Linked DNA regions of Mus musculus: region 2 is linked to region 1. The links are chromatin loops, found by intact Hi-C in ENCODE. Cell type or tissue: left cerebral cortex. All regions are shown on one strand.

What was found. Peaks named below come from ENCODE experiments on the same cell type or tissue, not always from the same donor. Only the 100,000 strongest peaks of a DNase experiment are listed, where the experiment ranks them.
Region 2: a loop joins it to region 1, with 9 times the contacts of the local background. A loop is called at or near these places in 2 of 42 quality-filtered maps.

The regions. Positions count from the first base shown.
Region 1 is chr11:115,160,124-115,168,123 of GRCm38, forward strand. It overlaps Rab37 (RAB37, member RAS oncogene family), which reads left to right. Exons shown (of 9, transcript NM_021411.4): 7 at 176-232; 8 at 315-391; 9 at 512-2,117. The coding sequence ends at 617. It overlaps Slc9a3r1 (solute carrier family 9 (sodium/hydrogen exchanger), member 3 regulator 1), which reads left to right and starts at 3,218. Exons shown (of 6, transcript NM_012030.2): 1 at 3,218-3,828. The coding sequence starts at 3,403. In left cerebral cortex, CTCF peaks have their summits at 70 (motif pointing right), 945 (motif pointing right) and 3,693; DNase peaks (open chromatin) are centred at 77, 986, 3,124 and 5,051; H3K4me3 peaks cover 3,294 bases; H3K27ac peaks cover 1,195 bases.
Region 2 is chr11:115,230,087-115,238,086 of GRCm38, forward strand. The region is part of intron 9 of Tmem104 (transmembrane protein 104); the gene reads left to right. Among named protein-coding and RNA genes, the nearest start is that of Grin2c, 33 kb to the right of the region's middle. In left cerebral cortex, a CTCF peak has its summit at 3,557 (motif pointing left); DNase peaks (open chromatin) are centred at 2,049, 3,647 and 4,006; H3K27ac peaks cover 2,958 bases.

The sequences.
Region 1 (8,000 bases):
TGGGCACATGGCCGGAGCAACCCAGAAACCCTGGCTCCAGGCCAATCACACCTGCCTGCAGTCCCTCAGACTACCAGAAGAGGGCAGGTAGTGCTTGCTCCTGGGGCAAAAAGATAGGCTTTCTGGGATCCATGCTTCCTTCCCAGAAGTTGATTGACACACATGGGCTTGACAGGCCGATGTAAGCAGCGAAAGGGTGATCCGTTCTGAAGATGGAGAGACACTGGCCAGGGTAAGTGACTGCCAATGGGGTTGGGTGAATGGTGAGAGAGGAGGCCAGAAGCAGGCCCTGAGGATACTCTCTTCCTGGGCAGGAATATGGTGTTCCTTTCATGGAGACCAGTGCCAAGACTGGCATGAACGTGGAGTTGGCCTTTCTGGCAATTGCCAAGTAAGAGCTGAGCAGGAAAGGGGAGCCTGAGGTGGGACGGAGGACGATCTGGAAAGCCAGTGGTGGGGGAGGGGAATGTCAGGCTCTACACTCCCAGTCCCATCATTCTTCCTATTCCAGGGAACTGAAATACCGTGCAGGGAGGCAGCCTGATGAGCCCAGCTTCCAGATCCGAGACTATGTGGAGTCCCAGAAGAAGCGCTCCAGCTGCTGCTCCTTTGTGTGACCCCCTAGGGGCTAAGAGGAGGCCCAGAGACCCTTGGGGATGCAGTACTCCAACTGCCACACCAACTAGGAGAAGCTGGGGGCTCAGTGGGCAGCCCCTGCCAAGGGAGTAGCCATTACCCTAGGTTCTTTAGCTTCCCTGCATCATGGGAAGGATTAAATACTCATACTTTATCTTAATATACATAAACTAATAACACAAAAGGTACCCGTATGCCCCCCAAAACCAAAATAGGTCGGGACTCGGTGGTCCTTTGCTTTCTGGGACTAAGTTCTAAAAGGCTGGGCCTCTCTCCTAGCAAGAGTGTTACTGCACCAGCATAGCACCAGGGGGCGCCAAAGCACTGCTAGGGTGTGGGAGCTGGTTGTGACCCCATCACCAATCCTCACTAAGGGGGTGAAGGAGACCCCAGACTTCTCCTCTCCCAGCTCCCAGAAAGATAATAAGGGCCCTCATGCAGGGAGCTAGCCCAAAGCCTTGGGCAAGATAAACATGGAGATTGTCCTAAGAGGAATAGCAATTACTAGGTACTGAGTCTGCTTGGCTACCTCTGGCTTTCCCAACCCTCCTTCTGGAAGCGTGCACGGGCTTTTTCTTCAGCACACACGAGCAGTGGGGCACCTGAAAACACTCCTTCCTGATCTCTGGACCTCACATCCCAGGGGATGCCCCGCTCTCCCATGGAACCTCTCTTGTCAACTTTCCACCTGGGTTCCTAGACAACCAGAGGTCAGAGTCTGGAAAAAACTTCCCCTCCCTCCCAATCCCGAGACAAGGTGTACAGCACCACGGATATTTAAGGCAGAGGTCAGAGCCAGATAAAGAACTTGTTGGCTCCTGGAATGGGTGGGAGGCAGAACTGAACAAAGCCATAGGCCAGTTTTTCCCACTAAGCCCCAGCTTGCTCGCTCTCTCTCTCTCTCCCTCTCTCTCTTTAACTTCAGACCAATACTAGGGCAAAATGGTTTTATCTTTTCCTCTTCCGCTAAATCGGGTTGAGAGGGTGGGAAGTTGTCGATTTGGGGGCGGGCTGATGCTATGTGCACAAAACAAGGAAGTATGAGCAAGTCTGGGGTACGGAGAGGGGCAACAAGCCCTGTAGGCCCAAGGCCATGTGTCTCCCAAAGCTCTGATCTGACCCTTAGAAGGAAGGACACTCGGAGGTGTGCAGATCCATGACCAAAGGAAGCTTTACTACATCTATATAGGTTGGGCAGCGAGTGAGGCTCCAAGAAAGTATGCATTACACATATCTGAGGTTACTATATTTGCTTTCAAGGCAGAAATCTTGCTCCCAGAGCAAAGTCAGCACTCTAAACTTGGGTTGATAAGGAAACTCTCTGTGACCTCTCATAGGAAGATCAGGGAGGAGCCTGGGCTCCGGGTTCTCTTCTGGGGCTCTGAGCTGATTGCTGGAGCTCTAGTCACATACATAGCTCTGGGCCTCTGGCATTTCTGTTTTTCCAGAATTAAATTGCAGTATTTTGGAAAATATACTCTGACCGGTTTTTCCCCCTCTGTTTATTCCCAGAAGGAGGATCGTGTTAGAGAGTTTGTTACGTGGCACGTTGTGGGAAACTGTTACCCAATGTCCGAATCATTCCATCTTCACCCATTGGCGTCCTCATAGGTTCAACTTACCCTTAACTGACTACCCTCCCCCACCCCCAGCCTCTGTGGCCACATCTGCGCTGGCAAGAGGGAGCTGGAATGCTTATCTCACAATCCAAGTCATTTTTCTGTTGAACAAAGCCAGTCTTCCATTCCCTCTGAAGTGAATCCTGAGATTGACTACCTAGCTGTCTCACCCGCCCTCTCTCCGTGGCTAAAGGCTACTGCCAAAACTAAGCCCTTTATTTATTATTCATTTATCTGTTCTCAGACAGCCTGTCTTCCAGGTGGGCTGCAAGGAGCCTCAGTCTCTACCAAGCCCTACAAGTTTCTAGAAGGGATCAGAGCCCAAACCTCTGTCTATATGCATGTCCAGGGATAGAGGGGCGGCTCCACAAGAAGAAACTTTGTTATTTAAACAACTCTACTCCGGAGTTATTCTGTTACAGTTACCCTGTTACAGTGTTACTGTGTTACAGAAGACATCCGTCCGGTTCTTAAGTTGGCTCTGGGGAGGGGGAGGAGTGAGTGTGGGGGAGCATGGGGTGGTTTCCCCAGCAACTGTCGCTCCCCTCTCTCGGGCCAAGCTATGCAACAGGCTTTGGCTCAAGGCGGTTAAAGCGTTGAGAATCCTTTACCCAGAGACTAGCTCTTCTAAATCCCCCTCCACAACGTGGAAACCAGAGCGGAGCCCGTGGGGCCTCTGGGCTCAGTACCTGGAACCCCGCCCCAGCCCCGGCCTCGGCCCCGCCCGATCAGCCCAACTCCGCACTTGGTAACAAACACTTCCACTTCCTGGGCTCTCTTTTCTTCTCCCGCTGCGGGGTGCCGCGCCGAGTGCAGGCCACGCCCCACTCTCCTGATTGGTTAGATTTGTTCACCCTGGCGCAAGAGCCCGGTTCGTGATTTCTGATTGGTCTACTGTGATCCACACCCACCGCGCGGCCCCGCCCTCGGGTTTAGGAGCTGGGGCGGGTTCTGGAACGCTCAGACGCCGCGCAGGGCGGGGATTGGCCGGCTCCCTTCCTGTGCGTTCGCAACCGCGGTTCCCGGGACACCTGTTCCCTGTGCCCCGTGCGGTGCTCAGCTCCCAACTCGAGCTCTGCGGCTCGGGGAGAAAGGTCGTGAGTCCCCGGCCTCCGACGGCACCCGCGCTGAGCCTTCGCAGAACAAGATGAGCGCGGACGCAGCGGCCGGGGAGCCTCTGCCCCGGCTCTGCTGCCTGGAGAAGGGTCCAAATGGCTACGGCTTCCACCTGCACGGGGAGAAGGGCAAGGTGGGCCAGTTTATCCGTCTGGTAGAACCTGGCTCGCCGGCCGAGAAGTCGGGGTTGTTGGCTGGAGACCGATTGGTGGAGGTGAACGGTGAGAATGTGGAGAAGGAGACGCATCAGCAGGTGGTGAGCCGCATCCGCGCAGCGCTGAACGCCGTGCGCCTGCTGGTGGTCGACCCGGAGACCGACGAGCGTCTCAAGAAGCTGGGCGTCTCGATCCGGGAAGAGCTGCTGCGCCCCCAGGAGAAGTCCGAACAAGCCGAGCCTCCAGCGGCCGCCGACACTCATGAGGCTGGGGACCAGAATGAGGCCGAAAAGAGCCACTTGGTAAGTGCGGGTTGGGCTTGGTGTAGGACTAGGATTCTAGAGAGACTCGGGCACCCCGGACTTCCAAGCACTTTCTGAAACTCGAGCAGCGAGGAGGAAACGGCTTCTGCCCTCTGTCCCGGAGCCTTCGCAGTTTCTAAGGCGAGCTTCGGAGTGCGACCAGCGACCCCACCGCCCTGTCCGGGCTGGCTGGGGAGCGGAGCTCCTTTGCCGCCTGCATCTCCTGACTGCTTGAACTTTGCGAAGACGGCGCAAAGAAACCCAGTCCCCTTCTCTGCTCCCATTCCTTGGATTCCGCCCCACAACCCGGACTCATTCCTGGGTTATCCTTGCCTACAGCTAAGCTAAGAGCTCTCCCCACCACCCCCCGCATCTCCCTCCCTCCCTCCCTCTTTCTACTCTCTTCTCTTCAGTCCCTGTGGATGGTAGCTCAAAGTGGCTTAAAGGCTGAATAACTAAGGGTCCCTGGGAGGACCCCTTCAGCCCTACCCACATCCTGGGTCCTCTAGTTTGTGCATCATTAACTCACACCGGTTGGACTTCATCCTTCTCAAGACTAAAGTGACTTCTAAGAAAGAGAGGAAGTCTCAACGTCTCGGAGCTAGGGGTGGGGGTGGGGTGCCGGGAGGAGGTGCAGAAGCGTCTTGGGGGTGGTGGCTCTGCCACCCCGGAGGATTTATGGTCCTCTGGAATGTGAGGAGTAAGCGCTCGCTAGCTGGTATCTGGGAGCCTGGTGGGAGGACCTTAGAAGAGGAGGAAAAGGAGAAAGATGGGTGGGGGAGGGAGCAGGAACAGGCCAGGCAGCGTCCTGCAGAGCCGACCCTCGCAGGTGGTCCCGCCCTGGTGTCTCCTCTTCTCTGTCCAGCGATTGTAAGCCGGCTGGTTGGGTTTTGCCAGTGGTTGGTATTTCCCCCAAACAACCCCAGTTTGGATCAGCTGCTGGAGGGGCAGTTGGCAAAACAGGAGTTGTGCTGAGAGCCTCCCTGTCCCTTAGAAAACAAGGAGGGAAGGAGGCCAGGTTCAGGGCTCAGACCCTGGGAGCAGGGTCCCTTCAGTACGCACTGGCTCTCTCTTCCTGATCGATACCGCCGCCACATGTAGATCAGCGGTATCCATGGAGCCAGGAAGATCCTCCCTCCACAGGGAAAGGGCACTGTTCAGCCCCGTAAGGTTGAAGGCGGAGCCTGAGAGTACCAACTGGTTTGGTGGAAGTGAGGTCACCAGAAGCCCGGTTCTGCCAGAGTTTGACTCTGGGAATGCCAGGGCCACCAAGTTCCCACTTCCTGCCAGTGCCAAATTGGCATCGGTAAGCAGTAGTAGAGCCCCTGGCAGCAAGTTGGAACAGGTGACCTCTGCTCTTAGGCACAAACCCAATTTGAACTTTGTGCCCTGTCCATTGATTCACCATTCATCCCCCACCCCCATCCCCACCCTTCCACCACCACCCCCTCCGCTCCCGCCCCCGCCTCCCATTCTTTCCTTTGGACTTTAGCACCAGCACAGATAGCCAGCAGCCTCCCCTCACTCCACATACACACCAAGTTGCACTCTCTGGTTGTACTGTTGGGTGCTGGAGGGCAGTGGCGAGGCTGCTGCGGAAGGCTCTGTATCAGAATGTTTTGTATCTAAAAAGTCTGTGGCTGCCTGCTGGCAGATCTGTCTTCCTGAGAGGACAAAGAATCAGCATCCCTAGGTGGTAGTGGGACACCTAAATTTGTGTAGATCCTCCCTCAGGCCAGGAGAGTCTAGAACCATCATGGGGCATGCCAATCATTTTCAGAATTTGATTTTCCCCATCTCTAAAACAGGAGCAGTGGCAGCGTGGCCTGTCTTCTCAGTAGTTACGGAAACAATAAGGAGCACTTGTGGCCCGTTAGTTCACTGTTGCCCATGAAAACCCCAGTCCCTTCAGCTTTGTTCCCCTAAGTGTCTCTCTCTACTATAGAGTCGCCATATGATATGAGGCCTTGCCTGCAACATTTTCCCACACCCCATCCAATATTGCAAAATGTGCCAACAAACACCAAGGAATCCCTTTCCTCTAAATATGAGGCACCCAGCTGAGATCTGACAGTTCAGCCTGTATTTGTTTGCGGAGTGGGAACTGCTCTGTTAATCTCAAAGGTGTGAGCAGGAGAAGGCTGTTGTAGAGACTGGCTGGTCATGGTGGGCCAGGAGGAAGCAAGGCTGGTGATGACAGGAGCCTGGAACACTGGTGGCCATCCCTGGGAGCCCGCTGAGGCCCAGGAGGTAGACAGAGGTTTCTTCTCTGAAACAGGGTTTGATTGTGGCCCTCTGGCTGCTCTGTAGACCAGGTTGTCCTCAACTCACAGAAGTTCTCTTGCCTTTGCATCCCAAATGCTGGGGTCACGGGCATGCTCTGTCATCTTGAGCCTCCACCTTGTTCCTAAAAACAGTATCCCTCACTAAGACCTGGGACTTTGAGCTTTGTAGGGGTAGTGGGTTTGTTTTGAGACCAGAGCTCACTATGCCACCTTGGGCTGGCTTGAAATTATGTAGATCAGGCTGGTCTTGAACTCACAGAAGAGCCTTCTGCCTCTACCTCCTGAGTGCTGGAAGTAAAGGTGCACCAGGCTGGAATTTACAAATCCGGCTAAGCTGGTTGGGCAGTAAGCCTTAGAGATTCTCCTGCCTCCACTTTCCCAGGGCTAGGATTATAAACCTAAAACTCCTCTGTGGGGTGTCTTTTTGTTTTTGTTTGTTTGTTTTATTGTTGTTTGTTTGGTTGGTTGTTTTTTTGTTTTTGGTGAAGGGGTTGGTCTGGGGATTGAACTCAGGTCCTCATGCTTGCAAGCAAGAGCTTTGTCATCTATGCTATCTCGCCAGCCCTTCACCTGCCTTCTTATTGTTTTTCCCTGCTCAGTGCCAGACATGGAACAAGGCCTAAATCCTTGAGCTTGTCCAAAGTGGGCCCTGGGCAGCCCTCCTGAGCCAGCTCAGCTGTCCTGGCTGGCCTTCCTGGAGCCCAGTTTCTTCATCTCCCTAAGCCTCTGTTTCCTATTGTGTAAGTTGGGGATGATGGTGGTGACCTCATGAGGTTATTAGGATTACATAAGGATGTGTGTGTAAGTCACTCAATACCTGGCACTAAGTAAGTGCTCAGTAAATGTTGATTGTTGGCATTTGAAGTAATAAATAGTTCACAGTGATGATTTCTCCCTACCTCGGCAGGTACAGCTGGCCAAGCCCAGCCCTCAGAAGCGCTCAAAGATCACTGTTGTTTAGTGTTTATGTGATGAGCTGGGTGTGGTGGCTCAGGCCTATAAACCCAGCACATGGGAGGTAAAGGCAGGAGGATTGCCAGTTCAAGCCAGAGACTGGGGACAGAGTGGGATTCTGCATCAAAATTTAATAAGAACAATAATAGTTCTATGTAGTGCCACAGACCTCCACAAATTTGCTACCCACCCTCTTACTCTCGGCCACAGCAAAGATTCAAATCCCCTCAGGCAAGCTGCGTATCCCTGTGGCCCTGTACACACTGTGCTGATGGCCTCTACTACATGGGAAGCCCCGGGGCACAGCCTTGGGTTATTCCAATCGCTGTTACCAACTCAGCTCTGAACCTACTCTAGGGAGGTGTTCAATAAATGGTATTTGAATTAATGAGTGAATATATAGTAGCTATAAAGGACCTTTATCCCAGTTCATCCCCGACCAGCACACCTGGGCTTGTTTATGCAACCAGTCCACCCAGAGATGGAATTCCAGATAGAATCAACCTACTCCTTGCTGACAGGGAGGCCAAAAGTGTAGGCTTTAGGGTCAGGCACAGTAGCCTGGAGAGTCTCCGCTCTGCAGCTTCCTGGCTCTGAAACGCAGGAAGTTCCTCAGTGCCTGCAAACCTTAGCTCCGGTGCAGCGAGGCAGGGTACCAGTCCCCAGCCTGCAGGGCTCTTAGGCAGATGGATAAGATGCCAGGCATGAGTGTGAGAGCACCCAGGTTCATCTGGGTTCCTCCCAGCTTTGACCCTGGTCTAGAGGCAAAGGTAGTATAGCTACCCCAGGCAGCAAGATTAGGTAGGTGGGTACAGTGAGTGAGCCGACTGACAGGCAGCTGACTCCTCCGCAGGCAGCTGACAGGTTTACTTTGGCTACGGTGGAACTTCAGAAGGGCCTACTTTGGAAGGAAGCTGCTGGTTACTTGGATTT
Region 2 (8,000 bases), 70 kb after region 1:
AGTGACAGTTGAACTTCTATATTATTTTTAACAAAGTTTCCATCTAAAGAGAGCAGCTTGGGGCCCAGTGTAGTGGCACACATTTATAAGCCACACACTTGGGAGGAGGAGGCTGGGGGGGTCAGGAGTTCAAGGCCAGCCTTGACTACATAGGAAAGGGAGCTTGAACTCATCAGACCCAGTCTCAGAGAGAGAGGAAGGAGGCTGAGGAAGGAGAGCGAGCCTGCGAGGGAGGGAAGAGCTTAGAGTAAATAAATGTTCCTGTGAGAACTAGAACTGGGTGAGGACAGAGGATCACAGCATGAGGATTCCAGCAGAGCTCCTCATCCCACCAAACCAGCCCACCTTTGCTTCCCTCCGCTCTACCCTCCCCTGCATCGGGACAGACACTGGCTGTGTTAGGGAGATGGCGCAGTGGGTATAAACCACTCTCTGTACGAGCCTGATAGCCTCACTTGGGCCCCCCCCCCAACCCACGTAAAAGCTGGGCACAGTAGCACAGAGGTCTGGCATCTCAGTTCTTATGGGAAATTGGGAGCAAAAGACAGGATCTCCAGAAACTCGGGGTCTATGCAGCAGTAAACAAGCACTGGGCAGCAGATGAAGCCAGAGCTTCAGTATCTAACTTGCTGCCAACATTCACAGGGACAGGCGAGAGTACACGTTACATGTTACACGTTCTCAGCATCTGGGGGTGGCTTACAACCTCCTGTAACTCCAGCTCCAGGGGGATCTAATGCCTCCGCCCCACTGGCACCTACCTGCATGTACGTGTATGTACCCACATGCAGACAGACAGACAACTAAAACTTCAGGAATAAATATTAAAGAAACTAAGTAAGGGTAGGCAGTGGTGACACATGCCTTTAATCTCAGCACTTGGGAGGCAGAGGCAGGGGACAGGGGGCTAGATCTCTCTCAGTTCAAGGCCAGCCTGGTCTACAGAGTGAGTTCTGGGACAACAGAGCTACACAGAGAAACCCTATCTCAAAAAAAAGAGAGAGAGAGAAAGAAAAAAAGGAAGGGAGGAAGAGAGAGAGAGAGAAAGAAAGAAAGAAGGAAGGAAGGAAGGAAGGAAGGAAAGAAAGAAAGAAAGAAAGAAAGAAAGAAAGAAAGAAAGAAAGAAAGAAAGAAAGAAAGAAAGAAAGAAAGAGAGAGAAAAGAAAGAAGAAAGAAAAGACTCAAGGCCGGCACCAGGTATATAATATTTGAGTTCCTGTCTCAAAGCTGCTATTCCTCCATGGGAACTGCTATCCTGCCTCCTACAGGGCAGAAAAGCTCCAGGTCTACCCTGGGCCTCCTGGGGCCTCCTAGCATCTCCTGAGTGCTGCGGGGCAGGAGGCAGTGGTCCTGAGGGTCTGTGACCTCCATGGGCGCCTGAGCAGAGAGCAGCTAGAAAGGATCCCACACTTGTCTCTTGCTAGCGACACTTCGACACTTCGGCTGTCTTCACTGCCTTCACGGAGACCCTTGGACTCAAATGCCGGGAGTCTCTCAGGCACACTGCTGTGGGTGACAGAGCACAAGGCAGTCATTTTTCTCCATGAGAGACTCAGTCAGACCTTTGAACTTAGAAGACTGGGCCTCCCAGTGACAGAGCCGCCCAGGAAAAGGAAAATTGCTGTTAAGTAGCTAAACCACAGTGAGCGTGGTTAAGCTCCCAGCTGGGGCAGAGGAAGTGCCGCCAGGGTGGCTCTTCTCAGCGAGAGCGAGAAGCAAGAGCGGGCATTTTCCTTCACCTAACCCCAGGTCTTGCTCTGAGGAGAACCAGGCAACAGAATCCCCCAGAAGTCCCCAAAGCCACACCAAACAGCAGGGACCTCAGTCTACCAAACCAAGCCCAGGCCACAGTAAGGGAGTCTCTCCCCTGGGGTTTTTCTAGAACTCCCTTCAGGCAGTGATCTCAGAGGTCCTCGGGAGCCTCTGCCAAGATGTCTGTGAGAAGCAGCTGCGTTGGTGCGGCCCCACAAGGCCGGCCTCCCCTCCCTCCTTCCCACACTTGGCCATCACCCACTCCCTCTCTCCCCTCTCCCCAAATGAGGGCTGTTCCTTTTCAAGAGCTGAGCAGGGAGCTCTGGGAGGCAGTAAGCTGGCCCAGGTTCCAGAAGACAGGAGAAAGAATGGGCACCAAAGGGACCGGAAAATCGTGAATAACTGTGCTGAGCCGGAAGGTTTCTTGCGCTTAATTAGGAATTTGTTCTGCCATCTGTTGAGATGAAGCCGGGGTTGATCTTGGGCCCCCAGAGTTGTGCCCGGGAGCCTCAGGTAGATCTCTCTGAGGACTTTTCTTCTACCCTCCCCTCACTTCAATAGTGGCCTAGGTCTCCTTGAAGGCTTAGGTGGCCTTTACAAATAGCCAGTTGTCCAGGGAAATGTCAAGATATAGGTGACAAATACCACCGTGGATTCGTTGCTTATGCCATACTGGCTGATTTGAGGAGAGCTCTGATTTGTCTGTTTTTAACGTGTGTGGCTGTTTTGCCTGCGTGTGTATGTATGTGCACCATGTAAGGGCCTGGCTCCAGAGGGTATGAGAAAACCATCAGATCCTCTGGGACTGGAGTTACAGACAGTTGTTATCAGCCATGTGGATGCTGGGAAGCAAACCTGGCTCCTCAGTAGTAAGTGCCCTTAACAGCTGAGCCATTACTTCAGCCCTGAGGGCACTTAGGTAGTAAATGCCTCTGAGTTCACCAGGACAGGAAGACTCTACTGTCCAGTAAGGGAGGGCATCCTCCAGGCCAGCATACACCTCCCTGCCAGCCTCTGGTCTTCCAGTTGGCTCTCCTAGGTAGCCATCACAGACTGTCCCTAAGGTGGCCCACTGAGCACAGACCAGGCTTCTGTCCTCTGCCGCCTGCTTCTGTGCTGTGGCAAGGAAGAGTTTCCTTGAGAGACTGTGAAGGATACAGTGAGGCTGAGTAGAAGGTGCTCCTTAGAGCTATGCTTAGCACCTGCTCAGCACTGAGGCAGGGGCATCACCCTTATTGCCAGCTGTCCCAGAATGAACCTCCCTTGGGACTGGCTGTGAGGTCAGGGACGTTACCTCAGCCATGTTCAAAAACAAACTGCTGTGCCCAGGATCAGCACAGCAATCTCTTCTACCCCCTCGCCACACACCCATCTGGGGACCCTGCGCTCCAGCCTGTACCCCACTCCCACCAGAGAGAGATGAGCAGACTCGTTCTTGTTGTTGGGGCACGGGGGATTATCTTTAGTCTCAGCTGTCAGTGAGCATCAGGTGGCCCAGGGACACGAGTCAGCCAGAGCAGGTCTAGCAACCAGGCTTCAATCCTGAGCCCCAAGCAACAAGACTTAGACCTGTTGGTGGCTCCTTCCCTATCCTGCTGGCTGCCCTGAGGGAGCTCTCAGGCTAGAAGGGGCCACAATGGAATTATTACTTCAATCCCATTACCCACCCACCCTCCCAGCTGTGCCACGCACAGATGCCTCCCACTTCGGCTCACCAACAGCTGGCTCAGCTCAGAGCACCCCAGCGGTGTTATTAAAAAGGCAATTCTTTCTAATAAAGGCTGCTGTGGAGCACCACCGCCCTCCTCTGGGCTGCCATGGACCCATAGGACTTCCTCCCCTGTTTGTGTATTCAGAACTGACACCTCCTGCTCTCCAGCTCCACGCTCCCCTCAAAGTGGGTCAGGCACGGTCCTCGTCCTCGCCAGGCATCCATAGAGGAGCACGGCCTGTTCTGCCTGGGGAAGTTGCGCAGCCCTGCTCTCCCACCCTACCCCCTACAAGTGCCCCAGATTTGTTTTCTAAGCCAGCAGGCAGGGTGCAACTAAGCAGAGATGGCAAACAAGGCCACAGGTGCCCAAGAAGAGACCTTCACCTGGGAACAGGAGGGCTTTTTAGTTTCCACCGTCTCCAGGTCTGGGGTAGTCCCAGGGGCAAGAGTCTCCTAGTGAGGCTGCTCTGATCTGTCGCAGCAGCCAGCAGTCAGGGGTCTTGTAAGCCTGGGCCATCTGTCTCCACTCGCTGTTGCCAGGCGGCCTTTGAGTCCTGTCCTGCTCCTCAGCTGCTGCTCCCCAGGAGTCCCCATCTGCATGCGGCCAGCCAGCCCCGCTTGCTAATACTGTCCTGCCCCATGGCCACGCTTCAGGAGTCTCTGTGGCTACTCCACAAGTAGAGAGGACCACACGAGCCGTGGCGGTCTGCATCTTGTAGGCTGGTTTATCTGGATACCCTTGTACATGCAGAGGTCAGTGTGTAGAGAGGAACTTGGGGTCTCTGTAGACAGACCATCGGGATGAAGCAGACACGTCATTAGCCTTTCCTAGAGAAGAGCCGGCCATAGGCTGACAATTGCACCATCAGCCAGCATCAGTCAAGACCAAGCAGAACACTATGCTGGGCTCCCCTCTCGGCAGCTCCGCTTGTCCGCAGCTCTGATCCGCCTATCTCAGCCACATGCAGGTCTACCCACCAGACCAGAACCGCCGATCCACCCAGGAGGTTGGCGGGACAGCTACCTAGACATTCCAAGGCAAGGGACGGCCCCTGTGGTCAGCAGAGGGAAGGTGATCATGAACATAGTCTCTGCACAGGGTTGTCCCTCATGGTCACTGCCTACAGAGCCACAGCCCTGCAGCCCCAGAACAAATGCTCCTTCAGGCCAGGGGCATCTGTCACCTCTCCCCCTCTTCCTCAGTCCCGCTGCACTGGCCGGCCACTCTGGAGGGAAGGCCAAGCAGCCTTCAGTGGGGAGGGTGCCCGTGTCTGAAGTTTTATATTTCTATCTCCAGGAAGGAGATTAGCTGGCCCACAGCCAGGCTCCTGCCTCTGCTGTCCCCATGGTCACTAACCAAGCTGCCTTGATGACTCCAGAATGAAGAATGGTGACTCTGTCTCCCAGGCGCTGTGTGTGTGTGTGTGTGTGTGTGTGTGTGTGTGTGTGTGTGTGGTGTGTGTGTGTGTGTGTGTGTGTGTGTGTGTGTGTGGTGTGTGTGTGTGTGTGTGTGTGTGTGTGTGTGTGTGTGTGTGTGTGGTGTGTGTGTGTGTGTGTGTGTGTGTGTGTGTGTGTGGGGTGTGTGTGTGTGGGGTGTGTGTGTGTGTGTGTGTGTGTGTGTGTGTGTCTGGCAAGGCCAGAGCTCCTGCTTTCATACCAGTAGCTTCATTGCTCTGGAGGCTGAGCACCTGCCCTGCTTCTTCTACCTCAGGTGGAGCTGCTCTAGGAGAACCTTGTAGCCATAGAGTAGAAGAGTTAATCCCGAAAGTGGGTGGGACACATCTTCTGCAAGGCACGGGAAGGGGACCTGCCCAGTACCAGAAGGAGCCAGGCTAGCTTGAATTCCTTCCTTTAAGTAGAAAAGATATCCAGAGTGGGTTGTTACTGCCAGGGTCAGCAGAGGCAGGTCCTGTAGTCTCTGGAGAAGTCTCACCCAGAACCCCCTAAGCACGTCCTCCCAAAGAAAGCACAGGAGACCTCTGGTCCCTACTCAGGTAGATGAGTAAACGTTTAGACCAACTCAGGCATCAAAGAGCCTGTGAAGAGAGAACACACGTGTGTGCACACACGGATACACACGCACTCATGCACACACAGGTGTGTGCACACACACTCTGTGGAGGACACTTACCTTGTACTACTTTAACTACTCTAGATGGGGTAAAAAGAGACACCAAGGATCTTTGTAGAGCAGGTGTGATCTGCCTGCCCCTGGGTCCCCCATCCCACTCCCCTGACCTCCAGGACCCCTCAGTATTGGCTGGTACCAGCGCTGGGTGTCCAGGGCATGCTCCTGTAGCTCCTGGACCAGTGGGGAAGATGGAGCCCCCAGAGTGATGCCAGTCTCCTCCTTCACAAGGGGAGATGCGCCCTACGTGCTGGCGTTGGGAGCCACACCCCGGCGTCATGGGATGTAAGGCTGTGGGATGATAAAGAGACAACTTTCTCTGCTGGTGCCTGCCCATGCCGGCTGCTGTGCCGGACGCTCCCTTCTGCTCAGCACTAACACTCCAGCAACTCCATTTAATTTTATTATTATTATTGTGTGCGTCTGTCTGTGTCTGTGTGTATCTGGGGGAAGAGATTAGAGGGAGGGTGTATCTGGGGGGAGGGGAGGCAGGGTGTGCGCCACAGTGGCCTGTTGAGGTCCTTTCTCTCCTTCCACCTTAACGTAGTAGGTTCTAAGTTATCAGGCTTGTGTTTGTCGCTTACCTGTCTAGCCAGCCTCCTAGCTTTTCTGTTTTCAAAGGCAGTACAGAGAGCTGCTCAGGAGTAACTGGTAAGAGGCTGTCTGTAGGACACAGCAGCTTCTCAGGGCCGCACTGACGCCCCACCCCCCACCCTTTGGGCTCTTTTCCTGTGTCTGAATGTGGCTCCCCCTTCTGCAGGCAGTTAGTCCTATTGGTTAAAGGACAAATGCCAATCACCTGCAGCTGTTTTAGGGCTGGGAACCGGCTCCATTCTCAGCTCCAGCTCCTGATGCTTGGCCAGTCTCCCCCCACCCCTACCCGCACCCCCACCCCCAACTCAGCTTCAGGCAGGACCCATGGCCCTGTGTCCCAGGAGGGCAGTGTGCTGGTGAAGGACAAAGCTGTAGCCAAGTCCCCCACCAGCCCCAGCTCCCTGCTGGAGCACCGGGCCCAGCCGCTGATGCATGTTCACTGGCCATTCATTATCATTAGCTCTGGCATGTTGATTCTCTGGTTGGAGAAGACAGCGCTGTCCTCCTGACAGCCACAGTGATGGATGGCCGTCTCGATGGATGGCTGCTTCCTTCTGTGTGCTAAGCTGAAGCCAGAGCCATGAGCAAGACTTAGGAAGTGGCACAGGTTGAGCCTGTTCCAGAGTGGGTGTCTAGGACCAGATCAGATGAAGGGAGGGGCTCTCCAGGAAGCAGGAAGGAAAATGGCTGCTTGTGGAAAAGGCCCTGACCTTGACATACTGGGACAGTATTTGTTGGAGTCATCCTTGACTCTTGAGAATCGTGGTTTCAGGTATCTGTATACTCTTTGGGCACTCAGAGATTAAGGCAGGACGTTAGCATATAGTCTGGCCTCAATGGACATATGTCTTCCTCATCTGCCACAGCTATACTTCCTGTACTTTTAGGTCCTGCTATAGGAGACAGGCTGGTGGCAGGGATGTGCTTCAGCCTGGTGGCTGGGATGTGCTTCAGCCTGGTGGCTTAGGTCCCACGCCCTTTTCCTTGCCACCTAGGCTAGGCCAGCTCCTCCTCTCTGCAGGGCAGGACAGGACAGGACAGGACAGCCTGGCTGTCATGACCAAGACGGGCTTAGCCTGATCAGCCTTTCACCTTTACCTCATCCAGGATACTAGGGATTGGACCTGGGCCTTGCACAAGCCAGGCTGAAGCTCTGCCAGCTGAGCTGGCCTCGAGCTTTCCTGTTTCCCCCATGCAAATCCTGAGAGATGACCGGTGCTTAGTGAGGAAGGAGACTCAGCTCTTCTCTTGCTTAAACCATGAGGTTGAGGTCCTGGCAGGAGGCAGAAACCTTTCCAGTTTCCAGCAAGTCAGTACATCATGGGTACCCGCAAAGAACACGTGGTCACAGTGAATCCCACTGCCCCCATAGGACTAGAGCTTGGAGTAGAGAGATGACTAACTGGTAAAGAGCACTTCCTGCTCTTCCTTCCAAAGGACCGGAGTTCAGTTCCTAGCATCAGTCCACATTAAACAGCTCAAAACTGCCTGTAACTCCGGCCCCTGAGGATCTGAGGACCTTTTCTAGCGTCCCCAGCCACCCACACATATGTAAATACTTGTGAAACAAATCTTTTAAGAGTGTACTCGATTGAGCCGGGTGTAGTGTCGCACGCCTTTAATCCTAGCACTCGGGAGGCAGAGGCAGGTGGATCTCCATGTGTTCTAGGTTAGGTCTGGTCTACAAAGAGAGTTCCAGACAGCCAGGGCTGTCTCTAAAAACCAAATACATACTTAAAGACATATCAACGGATCTTTTAGCTGTGGTCAGTATGAAAAACAAATGAATAGTGTTGGGCATGGCGGTACACACGT